Regions from separate parts of the Mus musculus genome. Here region 1 is linked to region 2. A link is a contact called in ENCODE Hi-C or POLR2A ChIA-PET data. All regions are on one chromosome and are shown on one strand. The core of a region is the stretch at or near the end of the contact, and the rest is flanking DNA. Distances in the headings are between cores, read along the strand shown.

The links. A loop is a pair of places that touch in the nucleus more often than their neighbours do. ChIA-PET counts read pairs that join two places held with the same protein, here RNA polymerase II (POLR2A).
Region 1: a map of regulatory T cell shows a loop between it and region 2 (1.9-fold over the local background). The contact joins the promoter of G930009F23Rik here to the enhancer-like site in region 2. A Hi-C loop is called at or near these places in 1 of 37 maps with a recorded cell type or tissue (regulatory T cell). POLR2A ChIA-PET finds 5 or more read pairs at or near these places in 3 of 5 experiments (Patski and embryonic stem cell).

What each region holds. Positions count from the first base shown.
Region 1 is chr15:38,454,023-38,458,304 of GRCm38, reverse strand. It overlaps G930009F23Rik (a long non-coding RNA gene), which reads left to right and starts at 2,797. Exons shown (of 6, transcript XR_875184.1): 1 at 2,797-3,202; 2 at 3,490-3,534.
Region 2 is chr15:38,416,756-38,421,076 of GRCm38, reverse strand. No RefSeq gene overlaps it. Among named protein-coding and RNA genes, the nearest start is that of Gm41307, 14 kb to the right of the region's middle. Within about 2 kb of position 1,301, at least 1 of the 3 ENCODE cell types and tissues checked has a DNase peak (open chromatin) inside an H3K27ac peak, as active enhancers do.

The DNA of each region.
Region 1 (4,282 bases), core at 1,548-4,047, 36 kb before region 2:
CCTTGGGAGCATGCGGACTAGCTCTGGTGGGGTGAAAGAGTAACAGCTACTGTTTGTGCTTAGTCTTAACCCAGCACTGGCAGGGGCGGCATCTCCAAGGGCTGGAAAGTGAGGTCTAGCCTGGGAGGTGTCTCCTGCTCCGCTCTGGCAACCCCAGGCATCCAGCAGGGGAGAGGCGGGGGGCGGGCTCTAAGGAGCAGAGGGCTGGAGGTCAAGCAAGTCCATCTTTCCTGCTTTGGAAAGTTGAGGGCAGGAGAAGGAGCCAAGGGGTTAGAACTCATCCAGGAGGAGAGGCACTAAGGGAAGGCCTGCATCTTCTCCACAGCCTGTGATTATCTCTCAGCAGACGATGCCGTGGGTTCACAAGAGGAGCCAACCGCGGGGAGGAAGACTGCCAAGCACGAGAATCTTCTGGTGTTTTTTTTTTTTTTTTTTTAATTTTTAAAAGAAACAAGAACAGTTGCAATTATAATTGTGGACCTTCAGTGATGGTGTCTCCCAGCAACAAGACAGATCCTGCTGTATCCCACCCTCTTCCCAGGCAGAGCGAACCAGAAGGTGTCGCCTGTCACAAAGCAGCTCCCTCCCAGCCCTGACCTGGCTCACCTATGTCCTTACCTCTGCTCCATGCCCCCTCGCCTGTGGCTGCCCCCTGAACCCTGTTCTCTTTATGACAGCTGTCCTTGAGTCACCTCAGCCTCCAGCCTTGGGCTCTCTGAGTCACGGAAATCAGAGCCAGGCCTCCTGAGCTCCTGCCCTGGTAGCCTGGCTGTGCCCTGGGAGGAAGGGAGATACAAGAAGAGAGGAAAGGTGGGGAGCCCCGGGGTGTGGGAGCTTAAGGTAAGCAATGCCTGGACACCTGCCAAAATAAACAGGCCACCCCTGTCCCAGGCACAAAGGGCTCTCTGAGAGAGAGGTCACTCCCAGACCCATGTGGCATCCTGGAGGCTCATGTTTCTTAACATAAAACATGCCATTCCCAGTCAGGACTGGGTGTGGCTCATGCTTTGACTCCTGGTGGGTGGGGCTTGTGGGCTCCCAGTGACCCATCTGGATGGTGTTTGTCTGTCCTTGCTGAGACCTGATCGGCACAGAAAAATGGGGAGAGGCCAGACAGCCGGTTTCTCTTGCAGATGTGGGTAGTTCTGGTGCCTCTGGACTACACTTTCAATTGTCTACTCCCGTCTCGTCTCCCTTTGTCTGTCTGTCTGTCTCTGTCTTTCACTCATATGGGCACCCATGCATACTCAGAGTCCAAATGAGAGAAGATCTCTAATCAAACTACCCCTAAATCAGCCTTCTCTCCTGCTTTATACCATTGTCATAGAGAAATTAAACTAGGACCCAGAGAAGTAGGCTGTGAACACAGAGTAAGAGTCTGCGCTCTCAGTAATGCTCCTCTGGTGACCAAGGGAACAGACCAGTCAGGAGGTTACAAAACCTTCTGTGGACCTTGTGTGGTTTGTGCTTTCAGGAGAAAGAGTTGGAACAAGGTATCTTGTGACTCCTCAGTTCATAGTTCGGTCTCAAAGCCACAAGAACAGGCAGCCAAGCACCAGAGCCACCTGCCACACAGCTCTGATCCTTGAGTCTTGTTACACAGTTTCTGAGGCCCTGATAATGTACCTCAGGAGTAGCTAACATAGTCCCTCCCTGGACCTCAACTGAGACAGGTTCTTTGAGCATGGAGCCTCAGTCTCTCCAGCACATCTGGCTGTATGAACTGCAAAGACATCTAGTTATTGAACAGACCTTTCTTTTTAAAATCTTATTTATTTTTATGTGTATGGGTGTTTTGTCTGCATATATGACCACATTATGTGTGTGCCCGGTGCCTGCAGAAGTCAGAAGAAGGCGTCAGATCCACTGGAACTGGAGTTACAGATGGTTGTAAACTGCCGAGTGGGTGCTGGGAATTGAACCTGAGGCCTCTGGAAGAGCAACCATTGTTTCTAACTGCAGAGCCATCTCTCCAGCCCCAGTATAAAGCTTTCTTGGGCACCAGCTATGGGCCAATAGACAAAACCTTCAACAGCCAACCCCTGGGGCTTACAGTAGACAGGATGAAGTTTCTCCCTGTACGGGTCAGCTATGGCGCCTCTCACAAGTCCTCAGTCTGGGCCAGCCAGCAGTCCTGTGGGCAGTAGCTTGCAGGGTCGTTTGCTGCTGAGGGCTGTTTGGGAAGATCTGTTCAGTACCTTTCTCAGTTCTGGATGCTTTAGGGTTTGGAGCTTCTGGGCTTGTGGAAGCATCACCTGACCTTGGCTCTACTTCACAATGTGTCTATTGCCACAATGTTTCTTTTCTTTTCCCTTTCTCTCTCTTTCTTTGTCTCTTTCTCCCTTTCTCCCTTTCTCCCACTCTCTCTCTCTCTCTCTCTCTCTCTCTCTCTCTCTCTCTCTCTCTCTCTCCCTCATGTTTTTGTTTTGTTTTATGAGATAAGGTTTCTCTGTGTAGCCTTGGCTCTCCTGGAACTCACTCACTCTGTAGACCAGACTGGACTCAAACTTGGAGATCTGACTACCTCTGCCCACTGAGTGCTGGGATAAAAGGTGTGCACCACCGTACCTGCTGAATTTTTCTTTTTTAGAAGGACAAGGTCAGTGGTGGTGCATGCCTCTAATCCCAGCACTTCGAAGGCAGAGGCTAGCAGGTTTCTGAGTTTGAGACCAGCCTGGTCTACAGTGTGAGTTCCAGGACAGCCAGGGCTACACAGAAAAACCCTGTCTCAAAAACACAAAAAGGAGGAGGGGGGAGGAGGAGGAGGCCATTGCATCAAAGCACCTGCTAGGGCCTCATCCTAATCTGATCATTCACAGGACTGTTTCCCTGAAGGGTGCCTTCTGGGGTGCTGAGGGTTAGATCCCAGTATGCCATTTTAGGGGTGAACATAGTACCTTCTCTAGGGAAGCTTAGGCTGGTGTGGAGCAGAGTGTCGCCCCCAGGACACTTCAGTTTCTGACAAGGTCTTCTGTGAACACCTCTGATTGGTGAAACCAGGTCACATGCCCGCTCCTCGCTGTCTCACTAGCTAGGAATTTTGTGTCTGACTCCTTCCTACCTTGAGGAGGCATGGAAAGTACTGTGGGCTTTCCCCCAGAGCAGGAAGAGCATTCCAACGACTCATCCAAACAAGGCATCAGAAATCCACTGCACAAGGACTTGCAGGTTTCTTCCCAAAGAGTCCCTGAGCCGGAGTGGGGTGAGACAGCAGCTTCGTCTTGTCTCTTCCTTGTGCTGTCCATGCAGCACCTCACATTCAATAAGCATGTTCTATAAGCCAGACAATGTTCTGCCTTTATTACTTATTGGCTATTCTTGTGTGGTACGTGTGTGGGGTTGCTTCTCTTCCTCCATCATCCATTTCAAGGCTCAAACGCAGGCAGCTGGTCTTGGCAGCAATCACCTGTACTCTCTGAGCTATGTCACTGACCCAGTTTCTAATCTCCTGTATTGCCTTTTTTAATCCTTCTCTTGCCCCTTCCACAGATGAGAAGACTGAGGACCAGGAGGACCAGGAACTTAACCTAACAGGTGGGAGAGACACATATGAATCAACAGTTCATGGACAGAGGAAATGAGAGGTGGAGCCAGAACCCTCCTGGCCACTATTCATTGACAGGAGTGAGAGCTGTAAGCTGCTGCCCTGCTGCCCCTGACTGGAATGTCCACTGTGCACCCCTAAACCAAGGCACTCTGTCCAAGTGCTTGAGAGCCCTGAAAGGAGGAGGAGAGAAGGCACCAGAGGGGTGGGGGTGGGAGTCCAGTCTGGAGTCTCTGTCTGCGTAGGTGGCTGAGGAGAGGCTACATCAAAGGGGTGGCTCCTGAACTTCTGACCCTGCTGGGTATTCACAGATGTCTCCCTGCAAGGGCAGGGAGGGTCTCTCGATGGTCCCTTGCCAGGGAGCCACTACACACAGGGCCAGGCTGTCCCCAAGCCTCTTCCCTGAAGACCTAGGAGAGGCCATGTGGCTGAGAGAGTAGGCTTTCTAGCTGAGCTGCATTGAGAATGTGGTTCAGGCTCTTGACATGTCCAGAGACAGAGACCTGGGACCCTGGTCTGTAGAGTTGAGTTTCGAGCCTTACTATGCAAAGAACAGAGCAAGCTGTCATGACTCTGTTTATACCAGGGACATCTGTCATTCCAGGGAGTGCTGGACTCACCCTAGTGCTTGACTTTCCAAAGGAAGCAGGGTGCATGTTAGCATCTTGAGGTTGGGGTTTGTAGTAGCACATGTCTGTCTTTCCTTCCTCCTGTGTGTGTATCCCCTACTGAGGAGGG
Region 2 (4,321 bases), core at 52-2,551:
CTGGGGGATGGGACAAAACCTACTGCAGCAAATCACTGCCCATACCTGTCACCCTGGAGCTTGGCTCCAGGCTGCTGTTGTCAAGAGGAGAGAGGGTTGCTATGTAAACAAACACTCCTCTGGCTGGCAGCTTCTGGGCGAACCACAGACCTGAATTCCTGTTTGACAGTTTGTGCTCCTCCAGGCTGTGAGGGAGAAACTTCCTGGCATGCTGGAGACTCTGAGATGCCTTTCCGAGAAGGGTCACCTCAGCCAGCAGCATGACATGAAGAGAGAAGTATCAGGCAGAGCTTTACTGTCTGACTATGGTGTGGACTGGGGAGAGGGCTCTGCCAAAAGAGAGGCACTATGTATTCCTATGTACAAACCAGAAGTTCAGCAGGCGTTAGCTGGCATGTGGGAGGTCTGTCCCTGGTACTGCACAAACCAGAAACAAGCCAGCAAACAAGAAAGCCATAGTTGTTCATGACCATTCCCAGTGGGCAGCGAGTCGTGGGGCAGTGAGCTCAAGCCACACCGCCCAGCAGCTCCCATGGTCTCTCTAGCCTGACTTCACAGTTTCAGGAGCTTGGGTCAAAAATGCTGGTCCATACAGTCAGGCAAGGAGGAGCCAGGGCATGGTGTTGGCAAACATTGAGCTTCTCCAGAGTAGCGTGACCAGGAGTCTGTGGCTTCTGAGATCCCCACACAACAGTTCCTAACTTCCCCAGTTCTAAGCTGTCTCCTAATGTCCATGTACGCCATGGGAGGGAGTCTCAGCCAACTTCTGTCTTTATAGAAAAATATTCTGGGACCAAGTCTTCAACACAGGGACATTCAAGACCCCTGCAGCACCCTACATCAGGGGGCACTCTGAAGCGGGCCTCTCACTGGGTCACACCTCACTTTCTATGGCCCGACGAAATGAAAGAGGACCCTGAGGGGCCCTTTTTACAGGGTTTTAGTGCTTTTGTCTATTTCTTAGTATTTCATTAATTAATTAAACTTACATTTTATCTATCTATCTATTTGTGTATATGCATATGCTGGGCACGTGTGAAGATCAGCAGCTATGGTAATCCATTCTGTCTTTCCACTATGTGGGTTCTGGGGATTGAACTCAGGCTATCAAACTTGGTGACAAGAACCTTGATGCTCTGAGCCGTCTCACAGGCCTTTAGTTCTCTTGTTGGGGGAAGGGGCCAGCTGTCCCATCTGTTTTCTTGTAGGAAAACCAACCCCACCCTGGAAAGAGACTGGCAAGCCAGCCTTGCGCAGCTGGGGAGGAGAACAATGTTGCTTTGGGAAGGAGCTGTGGGGGCCCTCAAGGATCTCACGCCTGTCGGCTCACCAAGATCCAAGACAGTCTGAGCTCGAGGAGTTAGGAGAAGATTTAAGAGCGGGTGGCCTAGGCCTTTGAAAAATGACCCCAGCTTCCTCATGTCCACACTGCCAGATGGAGTTCTTTCCCGTTCTTTCCGGTGATGAGATCTCCCTAGAGAATCATGGGGGGCTGAGGACCAAGCCACAAAGATCCTGGTGTCCAGATCTCTGGAACATGGTAAAAGGGGCATTGCAGTTGTAATTCAGGATCTGGCCATGACTTTTCTTAGACTGCCTGGTGCAGCCAACATAGCCAGAAAGCTTTTATATAGGAAGAAGGAGTTGTGAGAGAAGCGAAACTCAGACATCGCTGGCTTTGACAAAGGAGAGGATGGCGAGTCAAGGAATGCGGGCTGCTTGTAGAGGAGAGGACAGACCGTGTCACCTGGGTTTCTGGAAGGAATGCAGCTCCAGGTGACACTGGGATTATTGGGATTCTCGCCTGCAGAACTGCCAGAGAGTAAACTTACACTGTTTAAAGTCAGGAGTTTGTGGCAATTTGTCACAGCAGCGGCAGGAAGCAGACAGAAATGTGAAGAAGAAGAATATTGTCTTCTATGTTTGACGGCTCTTGGCTAATGGAGTCCATAGTGAAGCAGCTGTGAGTCTGAGTTCTGAGCATGCTCTGAGACCCAGGGTGGCTGGGCTCACATTTTCCTCTACTGCTTTGCACCTCTGTGTTCTCACTTGCAAATGCAAACAATGGCAATACATGGTGAGTCATTATCCAGTGATTCAATGCACCAATAACATTCAAAGAAGTGTCTGGCATGCTGTAAATTCTATGGAAGTGATGCCCCCCACCCCATTTTGTTTGTTTGTTTGGTTGGTTGGTTTGGTTTGGTTTTTGGAGGGGGATATTTTATGTACACTGTCTGCATGCATGTCTGTGCACCATGTGCATACAGTGCCAGAAGAGAGCCTTAGATCCCCTGGAACTGGAGTTACAGACAATTGTGAGGCTACATGTGGGTGCCAAGAACCCTGAGACTGTCTTCCTCCTTCTCCTTCCTCCTCTTCGTCTCTCTCTGACTCCCCCTCTCTCTTCTCCTTCTTGTGACAGGGCTTCTCTGTGTAGTCCTGGCTGAACTGGAGGTGGCTCTGTAGACCGAGCTAAAGTCAGAGACTGGCCTGCCTCTGCCTCCCATGTGCTAGGGTTAGTTCTGCGCCGTGCTCCCGGGGTTTTTGTTTTTGTTGTTTTGTTTTATTTTGGTCCAATGCCTGAAGATCGGAGAAGTACAGATGCAACCTCAAGCCAATCTTCACTCTAGAGTCTTTTACAATGGTGCCTCAGCCTGTTCATGCAGCCAGTTCTTATTAGATCCTTCCAGCTCAAAGGAGAACCCCAAAGGTAGCAATATGTTCAGTCCCGGAGGAGTCATGCCTGCCTTGCATGTTTCGGGGCAGTCCTACTCACCTTCAGTTGGCTGGGGTTTGTGATGGGCGTTAGAAATCAGTAAAGGCCTGACAGCGGAGTTTTGGGTGTGTTTCGTTGTGGTGCGTCAGGATGACTGATAACTTGCTAGTTGTGTCTGACAGCACAACTCTTCATCCAGGGAAGAAAACCATCTCAAAACTGCCGAGGAGCTAGAGAAGGAAAGGGAAGGCTCATATCCAGCACTCAGAACAGCCATGGTGTTCAGAGTCAGGAGGCTGCAGACTTGGCCTGAATGGAGATCACAGCTCTCTGTTGATCACACCCAGGGATTCCCAGCAAACTCCAAAACCACTGCTAAATCTCAAGTTTGCTCTTCTCTTTGTTCTTGCCCATCTCTCAGGACTCTTGTTGGTGAGATTTGGCAAGAGATTCTGGGATTTGTAGTTCTCATAGATTCAGCCTCCGAGGTAAAGAGAACAAGGGCGGTGATGAGTTAGCAACCGCTCTTCTGAAAAGACCATCCTTTGCAACCTGGTCCATCCAGTCACTCATCTGCTCACCTGTTCAATGAATGTCTAGAAAGATCAAACCAAGCAGATCCATTGCCCCCTGCATCCCACTGGCTAGCATGCTGCTGGGTTAATGGGAACCACAGTGTGGTGGTTTGAATACGTACAGCCCTCATAGACTCATGAGTTTGAATGCTTGGTCATAGGGAGTGACACTATTAGGAGGTGTGGCCTTGCTGGAGTAGGTGTGGCCTTGGAGGAAGTATGTCACTGTGGGGATGAGCTTTAAGGTTATATATGCTTAGGTTATGCCCAGCCACACAGTCTCCTTGCTGCCTGTGGATCAAAACATAGAACTCTCAGCTCCTTCTCCAGCACCATGTCTGCCTGCATGCTTCCATGGTTCTCACCATGATGGTAATAGACTAAACCTCTGAAACCATAAGCCAGTCCCAATTAGATGCTTGCCTTTGTAAGAGTTGGCTTGGTATAAGGTCTCTTCACAGCAATAAAACTTCAACTAAGACACACAGCCATTGTAATTTTTGTTTTGTTTTGTTTTGTTTTGTTTTGTTTTGTTTTATTGATACAGGGTTTCTTTATGTAGTTCTAAGTAGCCTGGAATTTATTATGTAGCCCAGGTGGTCTTCAAACTCACCTGCTTCTTTGTCCTCAGTGATGGAATTAAAGGTGTGATCACCATATCTGGGAAACAATTGTAATTCTTAAAAGTTTCACTATTATTATTATTATTATAATAAAGAGACTGTGCTAGAGCTCCAGCATATGCAGGTCAGAGAACAACTTTGTGGGTGCAGCTGTGGATCCTGAGGATTAACCTCTGGTTGCTAGGCTTGTGTGGCAAATGCTTTGACTTGCCAAGCCATCTTGCTAACAGACATTGTAAATTTTAAATATGTTTTAAATATTTTTGGGGGGTATATACCATTCTTCACATTTTGTATAACTTCTTATAGCTATTTTATCCTATTCACATCAAGAGTTTTTACACAAACACACACACACACTTAATACTCACATTCACAATACCCTCCTATGTGTACACACAAAC